Linked DNA regions of Homo sapiens: region 1 is linked to region 2. The links are chromatin loops, found by intact Hi-C in ENCODE. Cell type or tissue: heart left ventricle. All regions are shown on one strand. Each heading gives the region's core, and the rest is flanking DNA. Links, peaks and the distances in the headings are about the cores only. Region 1 overlaps P3H2 (prolyl 3-hydroxylase 2). Region 2 overlaps P3H2 (prolyl 3-hydroxylase 2).

What was found. A loop is a pair of places that touch in the nucleus more often than their neighbours do. Peaks named below come from ENCODE experiments on the same cell type or tissue, not always from the same donor. Only the 100,000 strongest peaks of a DNase experiment are listed, where the experiment ranks them.
Region 1: it touches region 2 in a loop (2.4-fold over the local background); 5 of 110 quality-filtered maps call a loop at or near these places.

The regions. Positions count from the first base shown.
Region 1 is chr3:190,018,489-190,028,417 of GRCh38, reverse strand. The region is part of intron 1 of P3H2 (prolyl 3-hydroxylase 2); the gene reads left to right. Among named protein-coding and RNA genes, the nearest start is that of P3H2, 97 kb to the left of the region's middle. In heart left ventricle, for the core only: no CTCF peak of the experiment used is centred there; no DNase peak of the experiment used is centred there; H3K27ac peaks cover 634 bases.
Region 2 is chr3:190,072,939-190,082,867 of GRCh38, reverse strand. All of the region lies in intron 1 of P3H2 (prolyl 3-hydroxylase 2), which reads left to right. Among named protein-coding and RNA genes, the nearest start is that of P3H2, 43 kb to the left of the region's middle. In heart left ventricle, for the core only: no CTCF peak of the experiment used is centred there; no DNase peak of the experiment used is centred there; H3K27ac peaks cover 668 bases.

The DNA of each region.
Region 1 (9,929 bases), core at 2,856-7,855, 54 kb after region 2:
ACAGATTTTTCTCTGTTTCTCCCAGTCCCGACCTTCACTAAGCCTCTAAACCTGAGTGCTCTGCAAGAGTAGGGCTTGAGGGGAATATCAGTCATGTGTATTTTCTCTTCACTATGCTGGATGAGAGGCCAGCCTAAAAATTATTCCCCAGTTGAGAATGGCTTTGCTATTTCTCTTGCTAAGTATGGTAATTTTTTCCTTTAAAAGTGGGAATAACATTTAATGTGTGTCTCTTATTTGGCATAGTACTGTGAAATTTTGCTTCCATATCATGGAAATTGTGAGAATTATCAATCATTCTTCTAGAAATATGTGGAAATAGAGGGAACTTATTGACAGGAATAGAAAAGCACCTTAAATAAAAGACCAAGGAATAGGGTGCAGAGGGCTCAAGAGACAATATGAGCAGAGGAGGTAGTGGAAGCCTGGTTCTTTATTTTTTTTTTTTTTGCGATGGAGTCTTGCTCTGTCGCCCAGGCTAGAGTGCAGTGGCCCACTCACTGCAGTCTCCACTTTCTGGGTTCAAGTGCCTGGTCTTAAAATGTATTCCGTGAAGCCAGAGAGGAGGTGAATGCTCAGACCCAGCACAAAGGACCTCCTGTGTGCAAAATACATGCACCAGCATTGGGTGGGAAGAGCAGCAGAGGGAAATCCTGAGCAGTGAGTGATAGAAAATAATATTTTATGAATCGATTACCCACTTAAGATTCATTAAACACTAAATGTTAACAGTACCTACAGGTTGGTGCAAAAGTAATTGCAGTTTTTGCCATTGCTTAAAAAAAAAAAAAAAGGTAAAAACCGCAATTACTTTTGCACCAACCTATATCTAAATATCTACTTTATTTTAGTGAAAATACAACAAATATGTACAAGCCCTTTTATAGTTTAATTAATGACCTCTTTCTCTATAACCTGATGTTTCATTATAAGGTCATAATTCCTCAGAGTTAATTATTTTATTCCAGTACTGTTCAGGTACCCAACCACTGTCCCTCACGTGGGTTAAGAATGGGTTACTGTATTTTCCACAGTGGTGGAATTCGCTGGCTGTGAAACCCTGTTCTTGCCCTTGTGGATAGAACACAGAGATAAAATGCCACAAGATGTGTTTACATCATCTTTGCTTCATGGTATAGTATTATCTGTTGGGTGGTTTCTCTGTCCAGAGCTAAGTGGCGGAGATTTAGTTAGGTATCATAGTTTAAAACTACAGGCCTCAGAGCCAAACTGCTTGTGTTTGCATTACATTATCTGTTATTTCCAACCCATTTGTTTGGTGAAGTTAGTTGTACTTCTCAGTGCCTCAGTTTTGTCATATGTAAGTGAGAATGATAGTAGTACCTACCTTATAAAATTGTTATGTGTATTAAATGAGTAAATGTTTCGAAATCACCTAAAACAGTGCTTGGCTCGTATTGTAGAAGGCAGTTATGTTTTAAATAAAGTATAAATATTTTCTCCTAGCTTATCCCCTTTTCATTTTATAGCTTCATACACCCAGCAAATATTCATTGAGTTTTGATAAATACTACACACTTCGCAGATTGGGAAACCAGACCTGGTTATTAGAACAACTAATACCCGTATGATATTTTCAGTTTATGAAGCACTTCTTATTTTACTTTAATCTTTATGTTACCAGAAAGGGAGGGTTCTTGGATCTCCCGCAAGAAAGAATTCAGGGTGACTGCACAGAACAAAGTGAAAGCAAGTTTATTAGGAAAGTAAAGAAATAAAAGAATACTTACTCCATGGTCAGAGTAGCCCAAGGGCTGCTGGTTGCCTATTTTTATGATTATTTCTTGATGATATGCTAAACAAGGGGTGGATTATTCCTGCCTCCGCTTTTTAGACCATATAGGGTAACTTCCTGAGGTTGTCACGGCATTTGTAGACTGTCCTAGCACTGGTGGGAGTGTAGCAGTGAGGATGACCGGAGGTGACTCTCAGCGCCATCTTGGTTTTGGTGGGTTTTAGCTGGCGTTTTTACTGCAAGCTGTTTTGTCAGCAAGGTCTGTATGACCTGTATCTTGTGCTGATTTTCTGTCTCATCCTGTGACTTAGAATGCCTAACCATCTGGGAATGCAGCCCAGTACGCCTCAGGCTCCTTTTACCCAGCCACTACTCAAGATGGAGTTGCTCTGGTTCAAACGTCTCTGACACAACAATACTATAAGAAAGAGATTACAGGAATTCCCCAAAATTTGACTTTTAAGTAAACAGGCTAAAAGAAAGGGATGAATTTATTCAAGTTCATACACATCATGTAAAAGCTGAGACAAAATTCTGTTAAATTTCATTGAAAAAATGAAATGCTGCCAGTTTTGTAAACTGACTAACAGAACCTCCCCAGATGAAAGAAAAATGTTTTCAAGGGCCCGAGAAATAATGGTTAATAAAAACAAAAAATCAAATCAAAATAAAGTTAGCAACTCTAAAAGGTACTTTCCCTTACTAAAGACAAACACTTATTATTTTGGTCTTTAAAAAGTGTACTGTAAATCCAGTAGTAAATTTCTAAAATTAGCTTTTCAAAAAAAATTTTTTTTTGGTCCATGGTCAGGATTCTGCTCTTGATTTACAGATAATTTCCATTCTTATGGGAAGCATTGATGGTTACTTCTAAGATTCCCGACTGAGGTTTATTATGTGTTAGTCCATTTGTAAATGAATCAGCTCCAAAAATATCTCGAATTCATTTTATTTTCTTTCATTCATACTTCTATTTGACTTTTATCTATTTTGGGGCTGCAATATAAAGAGAAGAAGATGTAAGTGAGACATAATGATAATAGCTTTATCAAACTCTTATATGCAAAGGAGAGTTCTAAGTTCTTAACAAATGCCAATTTACATTATCCGCATCATAACCCTCACAGGTGAATACTATTATTATGTCTTCTTTATACTTGGGGAAAATGAGGCACAGAGAGGTTAATTAGTGGTCCAAGAAAACAAACCTACTAAATTACCAGTTAAATTAAAATCCAGCCAGTTTAGTTTTAGAGTGTACAGTCTTGACTAACTCACCATGCTACTTATTAATGATTAAAATATTAAGAATTTAAAAAGTAATTGAGGGATAATGCAGCTTGGTTTTTTTAGCCTGCGAAAGAGAAAAATAAAAGATAATAATGTTATGGACTTTTGGCTTACAAAGGATGAAAAGTTACGGTCTCTGAGGGAAATTATTCCTGGAGAAACATTATGTTAGAGGCAAAAAGAAAAAAAAAAGTTCTACTAGTGACTGTGGTTGAAAAATTCAGATGAGGAAATGATTCATTAAGCAGGAAGCCCCCATTTCGTAGGCTTTACATATTCATAGGTCTATTTTAAGAGCTAAATATGACAGCATATATCAAGGACTCGACAGAGTGCCACTTGTATAGTTCCTTTAAGAGTCTTTTTAAAAGGCTTTTTTTTTGTCTTTTGATAAGTCAGTCTGTTTTTGGACTGGATTTTCCTCTGGGTATCAAGGACAAAAGTACTTGCCACATTTATGGCAGTGTTAGGGTGGAGAAGGGTTTCCATTTATGATCATGTGTAGGTAAATTGAAATGACTCCAATATTAACATTGTCTGTAAGAAAAATGTAATTCTGTGTGTTTTCTCTCACATTATTTGCTTGAAATCCTCTTTTTATATTCTCAGTCTTTCTTTTATATTGGGGACGATAGAGTTTTCTTCTGCTAGCCTTACAAATTCACATCATTGCAGATATAACAACCTGTAGAGGTACCAAAGCAGACAGAAGGCATCAGACACATTTACCAAGAGCCCCATCAATGCATATGAAAGAGGAAAGTAAATTCAGACTGTTGGAATTCATCTATTTACAATTTTTTTTCTTTCTTTCTTTCTTTTTTTTTTTTTTTTTTTTTTTGAGAGGGAACCTCACTCTATTGCCCAGTGGCAATATCTTGGCTCACTGCAACCTCTGCCTCCCCAGTTCAAGTGATTCTCCTGTCTCAGCCACATGAGTAGCTGGGATTACAGGCATGCGCCACCGCGCCTGGCTAATTTTTGTATTTTTACTAATAGTAAAGACAGGGTTTCACCATATTGGACACGCTGGTCTCGAACTCCTGACCTCGTGAACCACCTGCCTCTATCTCCCAAAGTGCTGGGATTACAGGTGTGAGCCACTGCACCTGGCCAATCCATCTGTCGTAAATAGTAAGATTTACATATTATATTTTTTGCTAACATTTATATATTAGCTGTATACTATGTGCACCATGTGTACTCTGATAGATATTTTAAAATTCAGGAACAATTATTTATACACTTAATTTATTTCATACCAAGCAGGGCCCCTGCATTAAAAAAACTGCAGGGGCACCATGCACCATGTCCTTATTATATTTAATATTATAGTATATCCTCTAAAGCACATATGTTTATATTTTACAGATGATGAAACGGGACCCTAACAGTTAAATAATTCACTTTATATCTCACCAGTAATGTGTAGTGGATGCATAAAAATAAGTGGTATTGGTAACAGAGCTTTCTGGACATCATGTTGCCTTTGTAATACTATGTAAAACATTAGTACATTAAACCTAACATAATTAAATACAGTTGAACAAAATACACAAATATTTGGCCTTCATAGCAAATCCAATCTATGGACTTAATCTTTTGGGCTTCCAAGTGTAGACTTGCACAATGCTTTTAAATACTGCCAACAAATTTTACATAGATAAATAGACTCTCATTGACAAGGTTAGGTTTTGTGTCCCCACCCAAAACTCCTCTTGAATTCTAATCCCCATAATCCCCGCCGCCCATGTCAAGGGAGAGACCAGGTGGAGGTAATTGAGTCATGGGGGCAGTTTTCCCCATGCTGTTCTCCTGATAGTGAGTTCTCACAAGATCTGATGGTTTTATAAGGGGCTCTACCCGCTTCACTCGGCACTTCTCCTTCCTGCCGCCTCGTAAAGAAGGTTCATTGCTTCCCCTTCGCCATCCTCCCTGGTTGTAAGTTTCCTGAGGCTTCTGCAGCCATGTAAACTCTTGAGTCAATTCAACCTCTTTCCTTTATAAATTACCCAGTCTTGGGCAGTTCTTTAGAGCAATATGAAAATGGAGTAACACACTCATCATCTTTATAAAAAATTGAATCACCTGCCAGTACTTTACCTCCATTCCCAAAACGGCAATTGAGTAAGGCTATTTAATTTGTCATCAGTTTCACCATTTCTTACAGCAGACTTATAGTGTAGTCCTTGGTCAGCAGCACCAGCTTCACCTGGGAACTTGTTAGAACTATATGTATATATTTTGGCTGGGCGTGGTGGCTCACACCTGTAATCCCAGCACTTTGGGAGGCCAAGGCGGGCGGATCGTGAGGTCAGGAGATCGAGACCATCCTGGCTAACACGGTGAAACACCGTCTCTACTAAAAATACAAAAAATTAGCCAGGCGTGGTGGTGGGTGCCTGTAGTCCCAGCTACTCGGGAGGCTGAAGCAGGAGAATGGCGTGAACCCGGGAGGTGGAACTTGCAGTGAGCCGAGATCGCGCCACTGCACTCGGGCCTGGGCAAAAGAGTGAGACTCCATCTCAAAAAAAAGAAATATATATATATATTTTTTGCCCTGTATTGGACTTACTTAATCGGAAACTTCGGAGGAGGGGACCAGCAGTCACCTATGACCCCTAGGTGATTCTGAGGCATAACAGAATTTGATAACCACTGCCTAATGGTTTTATAAAGTACCCACTTCATTATTGATATTATCTGCCTCGCCTCTGAAGGCATTTGGGGTTTTGATCTATTTAGAAACCCTCTAAATTGCCAACTTTGCAAATAGAGAAATTTGTGTATGTGCATTTAACTAACAAATAATGTTTCTTGGAGGATAATATGTTAAATAAAAAAGTATATACAAGTTTATTCTGTATAAAATACCTAAAGGAGACTTTCACTTCATTATTTATATTTCATAAAGAAACAAAGGTCTTATGGAATCCTGAGAGTTACTGCATTAGTTACCATGGGTTTAGAAAAGCAAAGCCACTTTGGGCTGAACATTTTGGTCCCCTGGCTGGATCTGTTTTCTTGAATGCACACCCCACCCCTGAGGGGCTCATTTGTGCCTTAAACTACAAATCTACTACTTCTTAAAAGCCTTTGGTCATTTCCAGAGAGCTAAAGTCACAAATGTTACATATGTAAATTTTAAGAATTTACTGTTTATTATATGGAATATTATTTGTGAGATGCTCTTTAATGTTTACTATAAGAAAAATAAATCAATGGTAAAATTTGTTTCTCAGTTATTGGGAGAAGTCTGGTTAGTCATTTGTAACCAAGATACTCTCAATACTCTTTAGAGGCTAATGTCATTGTACATTCCTAGAAGAACATTATTTTTATCAATGTATCCCTAAAATAGTAATTGGCACATGATATACATTCATTACATATTTGTTGAATGAATAGGCAATAAAGTATCACTGACAGCTTTTAAGAACTGTCCTGTAATGTCAGTTACATTAGAGAAACACACTATCATATAATATTGTACATAGTTGTCTAACGAAATCCAGAATTTACAAATTTAGTACCACTGGAGTAGATCCTCAAGGTCAGAGATGCTTATTTTTTAAACACTCAGATCACCAGTACCTAGCATTATGCCTGGCACATGAAAGGCACTCATTAAAGATTTATTGAAAAAGTGAATAACTGGGAAGATGGATGGAAGGATGGATGAATGGATGAGTGGGTAGGCAGATGTACAGCTAGCTGGATAGGCATCTGTTGGTATGAATATTACAAATGTGTGCAATTTAAGCCAGAAGTATGGATTTTATTTTTTAAAACTGAAAGAGAAAAGTTTACATAATTTAGGGATGAAATATTTGGAGAGAAGAGAAAGTTACTTTTTTAAAAAAGGAAATTATAAAAGAAAAAATATATTTGGCTAGAATTTATGCATTATAACATTGTTGAAAATCTATTTGTTACAGAACAAAAAATTGAAAAAAGGAAGACTTTAAAAACAAACTGAAATAGTTTAATAATTGAATTTTACTTTTTCAATCTTAAGGAAATGACAAAAAATAGAGACAAAGGCAAATTATTGTTTTAATGAGCCACATTGATGCATAAGAAAGGGAACCACTGATTGTGCTCATTTCTCCACCAGACTAAAACATCTGCATAAAGGGTGAAAAATCTCTGGAACCTCGCAAGCACTTTTTGTTGTTTTATTAATTTTTCAGACCAAGTTTCTGATTATTGGAAACAGTTCATGGTGGCTGCTTTGTAAATATTGGTTTCCAGATGGCTGTAGTTGGCATTATTTAGAATAAACATCTAGAGGACTCTAGCCTGGTGTAAGGCAAAGATGGTTACTTAGGGTCCTGGGGTCTCAGATTTTTCCAAGTGACTTTGAAAACATTATTTTGCCTTTTTGAGTCTCAGTTTCTCTTTTTATAAAACTGAAGGATTTGGACTAAACTATACTTAAAAGTTCCTTGCAGTTCCATAGCCATCCAGCTTTTACCCCAATATTTTAATAGGGATTTTGTAGACATTGCTTTCTTTTGTTTGACATTTTTGACAGATGCCACCTCTCCTTGGAAAAGGACTCCTTAGGAAGCCTTTCTAAAAGGCCAGTTAGGCTTCAAGCACTTCAGCAGGCTTAAAGTAATCAACGTGTGGGTAGCAGCCGCCCAGCCAGACCATGCATAGGAAAAATCACCACACCCCTGGATGGGCTTCACCCTAGAGACCCACGCTAAACTGTGACCCTATTTAACTTTGCTGTGTATCTGGCACTGATGAGACATAGGAGACTTTCATGAAAGGGGAAAGCTCTGACTTTTAAGATGAGACCTGGAGGTCAGGCCTATTGAGCCATAAAAAAGATGCTAGGAGGGAAAGTCCTTAAAGAACTGATCGTGGCTTCTTTGAAGTTACCACTGATATTAATACTATATTTGGGAATCCAGTAAGCTGCTTTATTTTTTTAAAAAGAAGAAAAACATGTTTGGATTAAGATGGAAAAGAGAAGGCAATCTTGGTTATTGAGACAACTCTTCCACTCTTTCGCAAAAGAAAAATTCTAATTCATTTTACTTTTTTCTAAATCCTTTGACGTTTACATTAGCAAGATCACACATTCGTGTGCTAAGACTTATTCCTGATTTCATATCCAGTGCTGTTCAGATACCTGGTGTAGGTTTCCTGAAACCTACAGTCTCTGTTTTGCCAGAAACCTGGTGTTGAACGCCTTAGCCTTTCTGAAGGTGGCAGCCACCACAGATAATGGAAGAAACTTTGAACTAATTTGATAGCTTTTCACCATATTTCAGCAGTAGACCAACTATGAACCTTTCTAATTAAAGTCTTCAGGTTTGTGCCCCCACCTGCTGGCAATGATGACTACTCGCAGAATTGTATTCATGGGGTAAGGTATGTTAAATTTTATTCTCATCATTATTATTTATATCCACTGAATGCCTACTCTTCTGAAGCACTTGAGATAACATGAAACATATGGCAAGTCCTTGTCATCAGGATGGAGACAAGACATACTTAAATAGAAATAATTACAGAAGCATCAATTGTGGGTTTGTGAGTATATATATATATATATATATATATATATATTTTTTAATTTCTAGGTAATGTCACATGGATTTTTTCCTTTTCTTCCTCACACAACTTCTTGAGGCAACCCAAGCAAGGATCATCATTGCTATTATTATAAATGAGGCTTTTGACAGGAGGGGGGCAATGGAGTGGCTTGCTGAAGTTTCAAAAATGAAAGACAGACCCAGGTCATCTGTCTTCTTACTATTAAAATGTGCAAAATTAATGGTAATAGAAACGATAATGAGCATCCAGACATCTATGGATATAGGGATAAAGGGACAGTCATCAGCATCCAGACATCTGTGGATATAGGGATAAAGGGATATGATTTAGTCTCATCATGTAAGAATAAATAAATAAATGTCACTGAATAAATGCTATTGAATATTTTGACAATTTTTCGGTTCTGAAAACTACATTTAAACTCTCTCAGGTATTCTGAATATGAAGTTTTCACAGTGGACTTTTGGAATGGAAAGAAATACCTTATTTTTTGGCATAAGAAGTGGCATTCACTCCAGGGGAAATGTGGCTAAAAATAACATCAGCATCCTTAATCTCCATTGCCTGAGAGGAGCCTGTGTTGACAGACACTGGGAGGGCCAGTCTTCTTTGGTTTCCCTCGCTTCTGTTTGTCTAACTAGCCCTTCCTTAAATGCCAAGTCAGAAAAGTGACTGCATTGAATCTTCCCAGCTATTGAAATGAATGGCAATTATCTTGGCTTTCTCAAGGCAGGCTTTGGTCAAAACATATTCATATGTGTTTTGGAGAAGGATGAGTGGCATAGGATCCAGTAGTTTCTTCCTGTGTCTGTCACAGTGACACTAAGATTTCTGCATGTATTTCTGTAATATCCTGGGCCATTACGGTGTAAGAAGTTTGCCGATGGCTGTATTATAAGGAAAGATAGAAATACTTGTTCTGACCTGAAAGAGTGAATAATTTAGAAAGGAGTACAACAGTCTTAAGTGGGGCATACATAAATACATCAACAAGCACTTACAGTTCATTCCCTCTTATGCCTATATCTAACTTAAACTGCAGCATTAAGTAGTGGAGTTAGCAAGGCACTTATCTTTTTATCCTTTTTTGAGTCAGGGTCTTGCTGTGTTGCCCAGGCTGAAGTACAGTGGCACAATCATAGCTCATTGCAACCTCAAATTCCTGGGCTCAAGGAATCTTCTGTCCTCAGCCTCCCAAGTAGCTAAGATTACAGGTGCTTGCCACCATGCCCAGCTAATTTTTAAATTTTTTATAGAGACAGTGGTCTTGCTATGTTGCCCAAGCTGGTCTCAAACTGCTCGCCTCAAG
Region 2 (9,929 bases), core at 3,233-8,232:
TTCATATTAATGGTAAACACAAGGTAATTATATTCTTCCCACTTGATTAAGTAACAAGAAGAAAACATTAAAAAAAACCCACCTCTGTTGTCTACAGCATTGGCTCTCAATACTCTATGCAAAGCATTCTGCTAAGCTCATCACCTTCACAAATTCATTTATTCCTGTTAAGAATCCTAAGGTTGAAAATACAGTTCAATAAAGGGAATAAATTTCAGTATTCAATAGTATGGTAGGGAGACTATAGTTAGTAATAATGTATTGTATATTTCAGTGTAGCTAGAAGAGAGGAATGGTAGTGTTCCTAGCACAAATAACAGATAAATGTTTGAGTTGGAGGCTATCCCAATTACCCTGACTTGATTGTTCTACCTTGTACATATATCAAAATATCATATGTACCTTCAAACTATGTACAACTATGATATATCAATTTAAAACAAGAATCTTTGGGTGGGCATTATTATTAGTCTTTTTTTATAGATGAGGAAACCAAGACTACCTTGTATGTTTTCACACAAGTAGAAGGCAAACTCAGGACTTGCATCCAGGTTCGCCTCAAGCTAAGGTCAATGTTTGTTGTTTTGTTGTTGTTTGTTTTGTTTTGTTTTTGAGGCAGAATGTTGTTCTGTCACTCAGGCTGGAGTGCAGAGGCGTGATCTCAGCTCACTGCAACTTCCGTCTACCGGGTTCAGGTGATTCTCCTGCCTCAGCCTCCTGAGTAGCTGGGATTACAGACACTCACCACCAAGCCCAGCTAATTTTTATATCTTTAGTAGAGATGCAGTTTCACCCTGTTAGCCAGACTGGTCACGAAAACTCCTGATCTCAAGTGATCTGCCCACTTTGGCCTCCTAAAGTGCTAGGATTACAGGCGTGACCCATTGTGCCCGGCCACAAGCTAAGGCCATTGTTTTAACCATGTTTAGCATGTACAGCTGAATGCCTTAAGTTTGATGTCTCAGAAAGCCTTAGCTGTTCAGCACATTTTTATACTTCATAAATTATAATTTTGCCAAAATGAGTGGCTGGGTATCATCCTACAGCCCCAGCCCTATGATTGACTCTTCAACTTGTCTGCATTTCATATTATAACTTAGTTTGTATTCTAAAATAGAAGTGGTTGAATTCATCATTCAAGGGTTTTGAGGAAGTTAATGCATGCAAAACAGTAATATGCAGGGCTAGCATGGAAACAATGCTGGCATCTGTCTCTTAGTGCCTCTCCTCCAGACTGGAACGGTAGTCACTTGTCACTAGTCACTTTGTCTCTCAGGCCTGAAGAGGAGAAAGTGGCGACACTAGATGGTAGTACACTTTTAGAAATCAGACTCATTTTCTTGAAACAATTTGAAGGCCCTTTCTCTTTTTTCCAAATCATTCTTTTTTCTTTCCATTTATATTCATTTTATTATTGTAAAGATACACTACATACATACAATTCAATTTGGAAAGCCTTTTTAAAAATAATCCACTTACTTTAGGGTTGATGGTAACATGAAGCTACCTTGTTTTTGCCCTTAATTATATACCAAAGTAAGAAAAATAATTCAGATAAGAAAGTCTTAAAGACTTCTATCTCTTTAAGTGCCTCATACTATAATCTCTATTTTATTTCTAGGCTTCCATGTGTCAAACTACCTTGCCTACACAAACGAACCATAATAATAAATATCACAGAACACATAAAATCTTTAGAGTTTACAGATTGATACATATTCATAATTTTATTTGATAATTTCTTTAGTTCTATGTAAAAGACAGGAATACTTCTGCTTTTTCTATTATACAGTTGGAGACACTAACAAAGAGAAGAGCCAAGGGTTTGCTCAGAGTATCTGTAAGCGTTAGATATTCTGAGTGTGACTATCAGCCAGAGCTGTTCACATAAACATGGTAATCTAAGCTCTGAACTTCTTTGGAAGTAAATTATTGTCTGTGACAGAAAGAAAGAGCAGCATATTTCTTTTTATTTAATTATGAGGTTCTGGAGGGTTTCTGTGAATTCAAGAGATGGGAAAGTCATTATTTTTATTTCATTCTCTTTCATGTCTCCACTACAGATGTTGCCATATGTTTTTCTTTTGTTTGTTATGTTTTTATGGTTTGCCTCTCAAATTTACAGACACCATCTACAGTTGGGGTTAGAAAAAATGCTCAAATCTCAGCTGGGCGCGGTGGCTCACACCTGTAATCCCAGCACTTTGGGAGGCCGAGGCAGGAGGATCACCTGAGGTCGGGAGTTCGAGACTAGCCTGACCAACATGGAAAAACCCTGTCTTTACTAAAAATACAAAAAATTAACTGGGCGTGGTGTTGCATGCCTGTAATCCCAGCTACTCGGGAGGCTGAAGCAGGAGAATCACTTGCACCTGGGAGGCAGAGGTTGCGGTGAGCCAAGGTCACGACATTGCACTCCACCAGCCTGGCCAACAAGAGCAAAATTCTGTCTCAAAAAAAAGGAAAAGAAAAAGAAAAAAGCACTCAAATTTAATTCTCTCCCGGCTATGCCAACATGATCAGATGTTGTGTGGCCAAAACTCTTACTATGGCACTCAAGGTCCTTCATACACTAAAGCCTGGCTTACTCTGTAGCCTCAGTGCCCTCTGCTATGCCCGTATCTTGTTATCCAACTCCAATCAAATACTGGGTTTGCCTCAATGCATCATGCTCACACATGTGTCTGTGATTTTTGTCTATGCTCTTCCTTTTATCTGTCAGGCCCTTATGCCACCTCTGAACTGATTTTCAAGATTCTACGGTTACTTTCCTTACCCATTTATGACTTTGAATTGTCACACTAATTTTTTATGCCTCTACTTAATAAGGGAAATATATAACTTGCCTTTTCCTACTCTATTATAATAACAATGATTCATTGAGTAGTTTTATTGTACAAGCACTGTCCTAATGACTTTTCATATATTATGTTATTTAAATGATGTATCACAAATCTCTGAAATTGCCATTAATACTCTCCTGTCCCCTTTTATGGATGAGAAAACTGGGCACTGACAGGTTAACTGCCTAGGTCACAGTTAGTAAATGATAGCCAGTATTTAAAGTCAGTTCTATCTGCTTTGAGGTAAAGGTTCTCACCACTGTAATATACAGCTTGAAATCAGTGAATTAAGAAGGGGGAGGTTCAATGGCTAATGCATTCCTGTGTAACAGTTGCTAGCCCCAGGTGTGGTGGTGTTAGGTACTCTGTTGAGAAGGTGGAAAGGGTGATGCACACTGGGCAGTGTCTCTGTGTTTTGGGACATTAGTGGACTTTCAATTCATAAATATCAGGTATTAAGAAAATAAGGTTTCATGAGCTTTTGGCATATATCTAAAATGATTCTGCCAAATCATAACCTACTACTAGTAAAATTTAAATTGATGTATCATTCATCTGTGCTTACATATACTAACTCAATTCTCACAATACTTCTTTGTGGTAGGTACTATTATGTCCCCAGCTTTACAGATAAGGATTATTTATTTATTTATTTATTTATTTATTTATTTATTTATTTATTTTTTGAGACAGAGTCTTGCTTTGTCACCCAGGCTGGTGCAGCGGCGTGATCTCAGCTCACTGCCACCTCCACCTCCTGGGTTCAAGTGATTCTCCTGCCTCAGCCTCCTGAGTAGCTGGGATTATAGGAATGCACCACCCTGCCCAGCTAATTTTTATATTTTTAGTAGAGACAGGGTTTCACCATGTTGGCCAGGCTGGTCTTGAACTCCTGACCTTAGGTGGCCCACCTGCCTCAGCTTCCCAAAGGGCTGGAATTACAGGTGTGAGCCACCACACCTGGCTCAAATATGGATTATTAAGTCATAGAATGTTGATGTCAGAGGTTACATAGCCAGCAAGTGACTGAGCTAGGATTGGAGCATGTGGACTCCAGAGTCTATGCTGTCAACCACTGTGCATACAGTCTCGTGTAAACAGTCCTTTCACCCTCCTGCACTTCCCAAGGGAGCTGTCTGACCACTCTTCCACCCTTAACTAAGAACATTAGGGCATCCACACGGATTTCTTTGCTACTTCCCTGGAAGAACAAAGTCTTCATGGGAAGGAAGAGAATGATGATCCTATAAAGAATAAATAAAAAACAAATAAAAAGTTTGGGTATACAGTTAGAGCTCAGGGAACTGAGCCTATTTTTTCTTACCTATGAGATTATGAGTGAGGATAATAACACTACATTTCTGTGTCCTTTTCCAGTTTGTGAATATATATGCCATTGGGTCATAGTATGTCTCCCTTGTCTCATGGGGCTATTATAGCTCGTTGGTCTCCTTTGCTTGATTAGAAGTTTCCTCATACACAATTCCCTCTAATCAGTTGCCTTTAGTAGGTGGTAATGAGTGATGGTTGAAATTGATAATAGTAGAAGATAAAACAACAGATTTCATTTATTGAAATCCTATTAAGTACTAAATGATTGACATATACTTTCTTGTTTAATAGTAACCTGTAAGTTTTAATTAAATTCATCATAAATGCAGTAAAAACTGCTAAAATGACCAATTTCATAGCCCTGACTATTGAATTTGTCCCATCTTCCAACAAATGTTTATCAAGTGACTATCAAATGCTAGGCACTGTCCTAAGCACTGAAGATACAATAAGTAAAAAATAATACAAACAGACATAATTTTTGGATTAGTGGAGCTTACAGTCCAGGGACTTTGAGTGCTAAATAAGTCTCACTCCCTCAACTTATCTACTTACAAATTTTAGTTCTACTCCATTAGCCCTTGAGAAAGGGGATGGAGAGGATTTGGAGTCGCTACCCATCAATACTTTCATCTCTTGAACTATGTTGAAAGCAATAGGAAGGGCCCTTGATTTATTTGCCTTGGGCCAGTTGGAGCAGTTTTGGGTCATGCAACAATTATTCAATTTAATGATATGTTGCTATCCCTGGTCTTATATGCCTCATCAGTTGCAATCATTACTCTCTATGGGTCCCAGGAAGGCTCTGGTACAAGTTGAAATTTGGATGATTAAAGAGAATAAATTCCATTCATATCTTGATAAGAGCTTTGTTCTTAAGTGAGTAGTGACTTTTTCACAGGCTTGCGTAGTTGCATCTCTTCCTAAATACATGTCTAAAAACATTTCCTCTGCTTATAATGTAATAACTGTATTAATCTGTATAGCCATTATTGTTACAAAACCTTTCATCCTTCATTGTATCTTTTGAGTCTCACAATGACACTTTGAATTGAGTATTTATCATCTCCCTTCTACATGATGAGGTAACCAAAGAGGCACTGGGACTTGTCTGATTTCTTCAATAGACAAGAACAATTCTATGCTTGTTGTACTAGATAGTATTCCCATCTCCAGGACAGATTTCAGGCCATTCTTTTGCTGGTTTGTGTGTGTGTCCATGTGCATACAAATGTTTGTGTGTAAAAAAGAGAAAGAAGGAGAGAAAGGGAGGTGGAGACCTAGGAAGGAAGAAAATAAGTTCAATTTCAACTGATTTTCCAGGTCTGACTTTAGACATCAGACCCCTTTGATTACAGGGAAGGTTTTTGGTTTGTCTGGACTGAAGACAAGAGCACAGCCATGAAAAAGAACCAATTGCTACAGATGACTAGGCAGAGAAAATGTTCAGTGTTGCTAGGAGACCAGGTCTGCTGTCAGGCTCAGGAATGAGAACATGTCGGATGGAGGGCACTGGGCTGGAATTTGTGTTTGACATAAACTATTGAATCATGCATGCCAGTAGGATTAAGTCAGAATCAACTGAAGCTAAAAACAGTCAGGAAAGTTTTTCTACCTCTTTTTGGTTTTTCCCTTAAATTTTTTTTCTTTTCAGTTACAAATGCCTAATGAAAGGCTCAGCAGTAGATAGGTGATGCTTAAAAGTTTTTAGTAACACCCTGAGGCAGATGGTACTGTGTGTAAACCAGCATTTAGAATGAAAAACCCTTTCCTCCAAAAGACTAAGCTGGAGGAGTTTTAACTTGCTTGTCATCAGAGTTACTTTGAGGTAGTCAAAATTATTGATAAAATGAATCATCATTACTGAGTTAGAGTCTAGACTTTTTGCAGTGTTTATAAGAGAAGGCTGTGGTGTGTCCTTACCTGGACTTGGAAGAACTCATTACTAATCCCTGTTTCCACCAAGCAGCCATGTGGGCTTGGACATGTCATCTTTCTCTAGGAGTCTCCCTTTTCTCAGATGAGTGAGGCTAGAATTGTGGGTTATAATACCTTATAAAATATTCAGCTTTATTTGGTTCTGGGACCACAGGCAAATGTCAATAACCCAGATCTGCTTATATTAATTCTAAAGCACATGGATGCTGGGATCACAAGATAGACCTAGGGAGGTGGATATGTGAATGAGTGAGCAGGCATTCTCACTTTGCTGCAGCTGTAGTAATAGCTGCCTCATCTTTCCCATCTTTCCATGATTAAGGTAGCCTGGCACTGTACTGAAGAATTGCCCAGTGTTCCATTTCCTAGAGCCAGCAAAGAACTTCAGGGAATGTTCTGGCTTTTGATAGTTTTTGGTCAAACACATTCTCTTTTTTGTCAAGTTTCCAGGAAGCAGGGAGCACTTGGCCCTGAAAATCCAGAGTGTGCTCCTGCCAAAGCACATAAATATCTCAAAATTAAGGACACTTGTGTTTAATTGTTTCTGTGTGTGTGTATGTGTGTGTGTGTGTGCATGTGTGTTTGGTGGTTTTTTTTTTTCATATCTTAATATGGCTGGAAATCACCACTGCTGACATTGAAGGTTCAGCCCAGGAGAAACAAGCCCAAATTTGTCCAATATATGAACTAAATAGACGAAATGAAATCTGCCCAATTCAGGTCTAAGAGTGACCATTTGTGTTACCATGAGGAGTACAAGACAAAGCCATGCTCAAATTTCCTGGAGGAGTTTTCTGAAAGGTAGTTGATACATCTGCAGAAAAAAGTGTTAGTTGTGGGAAGTTAATACATTTCTAATGTAAAAATTCAATCACATTATTCCTCTAAAATACAACCTGTAGTGAGTCCTCTGTAGACACAGATGTGACTGTCTTCATCTGAAAATCAAGGCTTTCAAGATCTGACCCGACCTATCTTTCAACCTGATCTCCTATTAATCCTTTTCAGGTACCCTAAGTACATACCAAATGTCTCTTCCACTTCTCTCTTTCTTGATGTTTCTCCCTCTTAATCTCCACATGTCCAAATCCCACCTTTGTTTTCAAGGCACTTCTCCAGTGCCATATATTTTGGGAAGCTTTCCCTAATTCCTGTAGTTTACCAGGAAGATTTCCCTTCTCAGAAATCACATGAGATTTTATGTGTATCTGTCTTGGTGCACTTTTTCTTTTTGCTTTTCTTTTCTTTCTTTTTTTCTTTTTTTTTTTTGAGACGGAGTTTCCCTCTTGTTGCCCAGGCTGGAGTGCAATGGTGCAATCTTGACTCACTGTAACCTCCACCTCCCAGGTTCAAGTGGTTCTCCTACCTCAGCCTCCCGAGTAGCTGGGATTACATGTGCCCACCACACTCAACTAATTTTTTTGTATTTTTAGTAGAGACAAGGTTTCACCATGTTGGGCAGGCTGGTCTCGAACTCCTGATCTCAGGTGATCCACCCGCCTTGGCCTCCCAAAGTGCTGGGATTCCTGGCATGAGCCACTGTGCCCAGCTGCACTTATTCTTTTCTACTTTGCATGACAGTTATTAGTTTCATATCCTAGCCTTTTCTTCACTACTAGACTATGAACTCCTTGAGAACAGGATCTCTGTCAGTTTTGCCTCTGTATTGGCCATAGCATCACTCTCATTATATGCTAAAAGGTGTGAGTGGAGTGGATGAATGATAGCTGAGGGAGGTGCTGTTGGTCAGATGTTCTTCAGGGAGAATTGAGAGTAGCACAGTGCAAAGTTAGAGAGCAAATCCCCTCTGACTAAGAGAAGAAGTTTCAAAAAGAAGTGATCGTAGACTGAACTGTACACATTGACCATGTATTTGATTGATTATCTGTGTATATTTTCTTCTCTCGTGCTTTCAGGTCTTTCTTAATTTTATTTTTATAATCTATTAAAGAGAACTTAGAGGATGCATAAGGAAGTGAGAGAAAAGACATAAAGCAAATTGTTGAAAATCAAAAGACAGATTGGTTAAGAAGATGTTCAATTTACATTCAGTTGTACATGCACCCTCCATCTCTTTTTAGTTTTTCCCCTCTGGTTATAATGAGATGGAACTGGGTCTGTAATAAATCTAGGAATTACATTGTGTTATGATAAATTAGGTGATATCTTTTTTTTTACAGTGATGCTTTTGGTGTGAAATTGTACCTTTAGAATCATAGTATTTTACTTTATTTTATTTATTTTGAGACAGAGTCTCGCTCTGTCACTCAGGCTGGGGTACAGTGGTGCGATCTTGGCTCACTACAACCTCCGCCTCCTGGGTTCAAGTGATTCTCCTGCCTCAGCTTCTGGAGTAGCTTGGATTACAGGTGCATGCCACTGTACCCGGCTAATTTTTTGTATTTTTAATAGAGACCAGGTTTCGTCATGTTGGCCAGGCAGGTCTCGAACTCCTGACCTCAAGTGATCCATTCACCTCGACCTCCCGAAGTGCTGGGATTACAGGCATGAGCCACCGCACCTGGCCAAGAATCATAGTATTCTAGATTTAAATTCACAATTTTTGGAATAAATGGGATCTCAAGATTAAGTTATCCAATCACACTTTACTAATCCAGAAACTGAAACACCACAAGATCAAATAATTTAGAGTCATATAGCTTGTACATGAAGGCTCAAAGGTAAAATCCAAGTGTCCTAACTTACAGTTTAAGTGTCCTGTCTTTTACTGATACGAGAGTATTTCTTAATCTAATGACAAATGATATTCTGCATGATGTGCTTCAATAGCTGATCCTTCCTCAAAAAAGTGAACTGTCCCCTAAAGCGTTATTTGTTAAGTTTTGTTTATCACTTTAAAAATTCAGGCAAAGTTCACACAGCTGCAGACATAATTCTCCAAACAGCCTTATTTGTAGCTCATTTGAGGTATGGCCTTGGCACAAAAAGAGCAAAAGTCCTTGATTGCAGTTGAATCATTTCCATTATTGCAAGCATCTCTTCTTTTAAAAGCATACATTTATTGGATGTATATATACCACTGGCTTTGAAATGAAACTCAGTTTGCCGTAACTGAGCCTTAGAAATTCTGGCCCTACTATTTACACTCAGCCTATGATCCTTGACCACACTGCAGTTTCTGGGCACACTGCTGTCAGCGACCTTCAATCATGCCCACCAGAGCTGCTGTGGCAGCCACAGTTCCCAGGCCAAATGACAGGATGTACTCTAGGCCTTGGTGGTTAATGACCCTCTTACCATCTATGCTCAAGCATGCCTGTAACTGATTAGCTCAGAATCGCCCGGAAGCTGAAAACAAGCAGATTGTTTATGGCTCATTTTGAGGAAGAGGGCTTTTATCAGGGCTGCGTGGCAATGGAATGATACTCAAGGATCACAGCACTTCTTATCTGTGGAACTGAAGAAATGGGATGAGAGGTTGGAAATGACCTCTTGGGTTTCCTGCCAGCTTTGCTGTGAATCTAGGAAATAACAGGCTGGAGTTACTTGTAATCTTTTTAATTGAAGTATAACAGACACACAGAAAAGCACATTGATTAGAAATCACAAGGTGAGCATCCATTTAATGAAGACTAAAATTCCAAATTAGGTGTATCTGTTCTTTAGTGCCAAATTCTGATAATAAATATTTTCACCACATTGATCACAAACTACTGTTTCTATTACCTCTTTTATACCACGTGACTTTGTGATTTTTAAAGTGATATGAATGCAGTTAAAATGGTACAGGAGATATGATACTCTGATACCAGACTGTTACAATAGTGATTTAAGAATGATATTTACTTTCTCTGG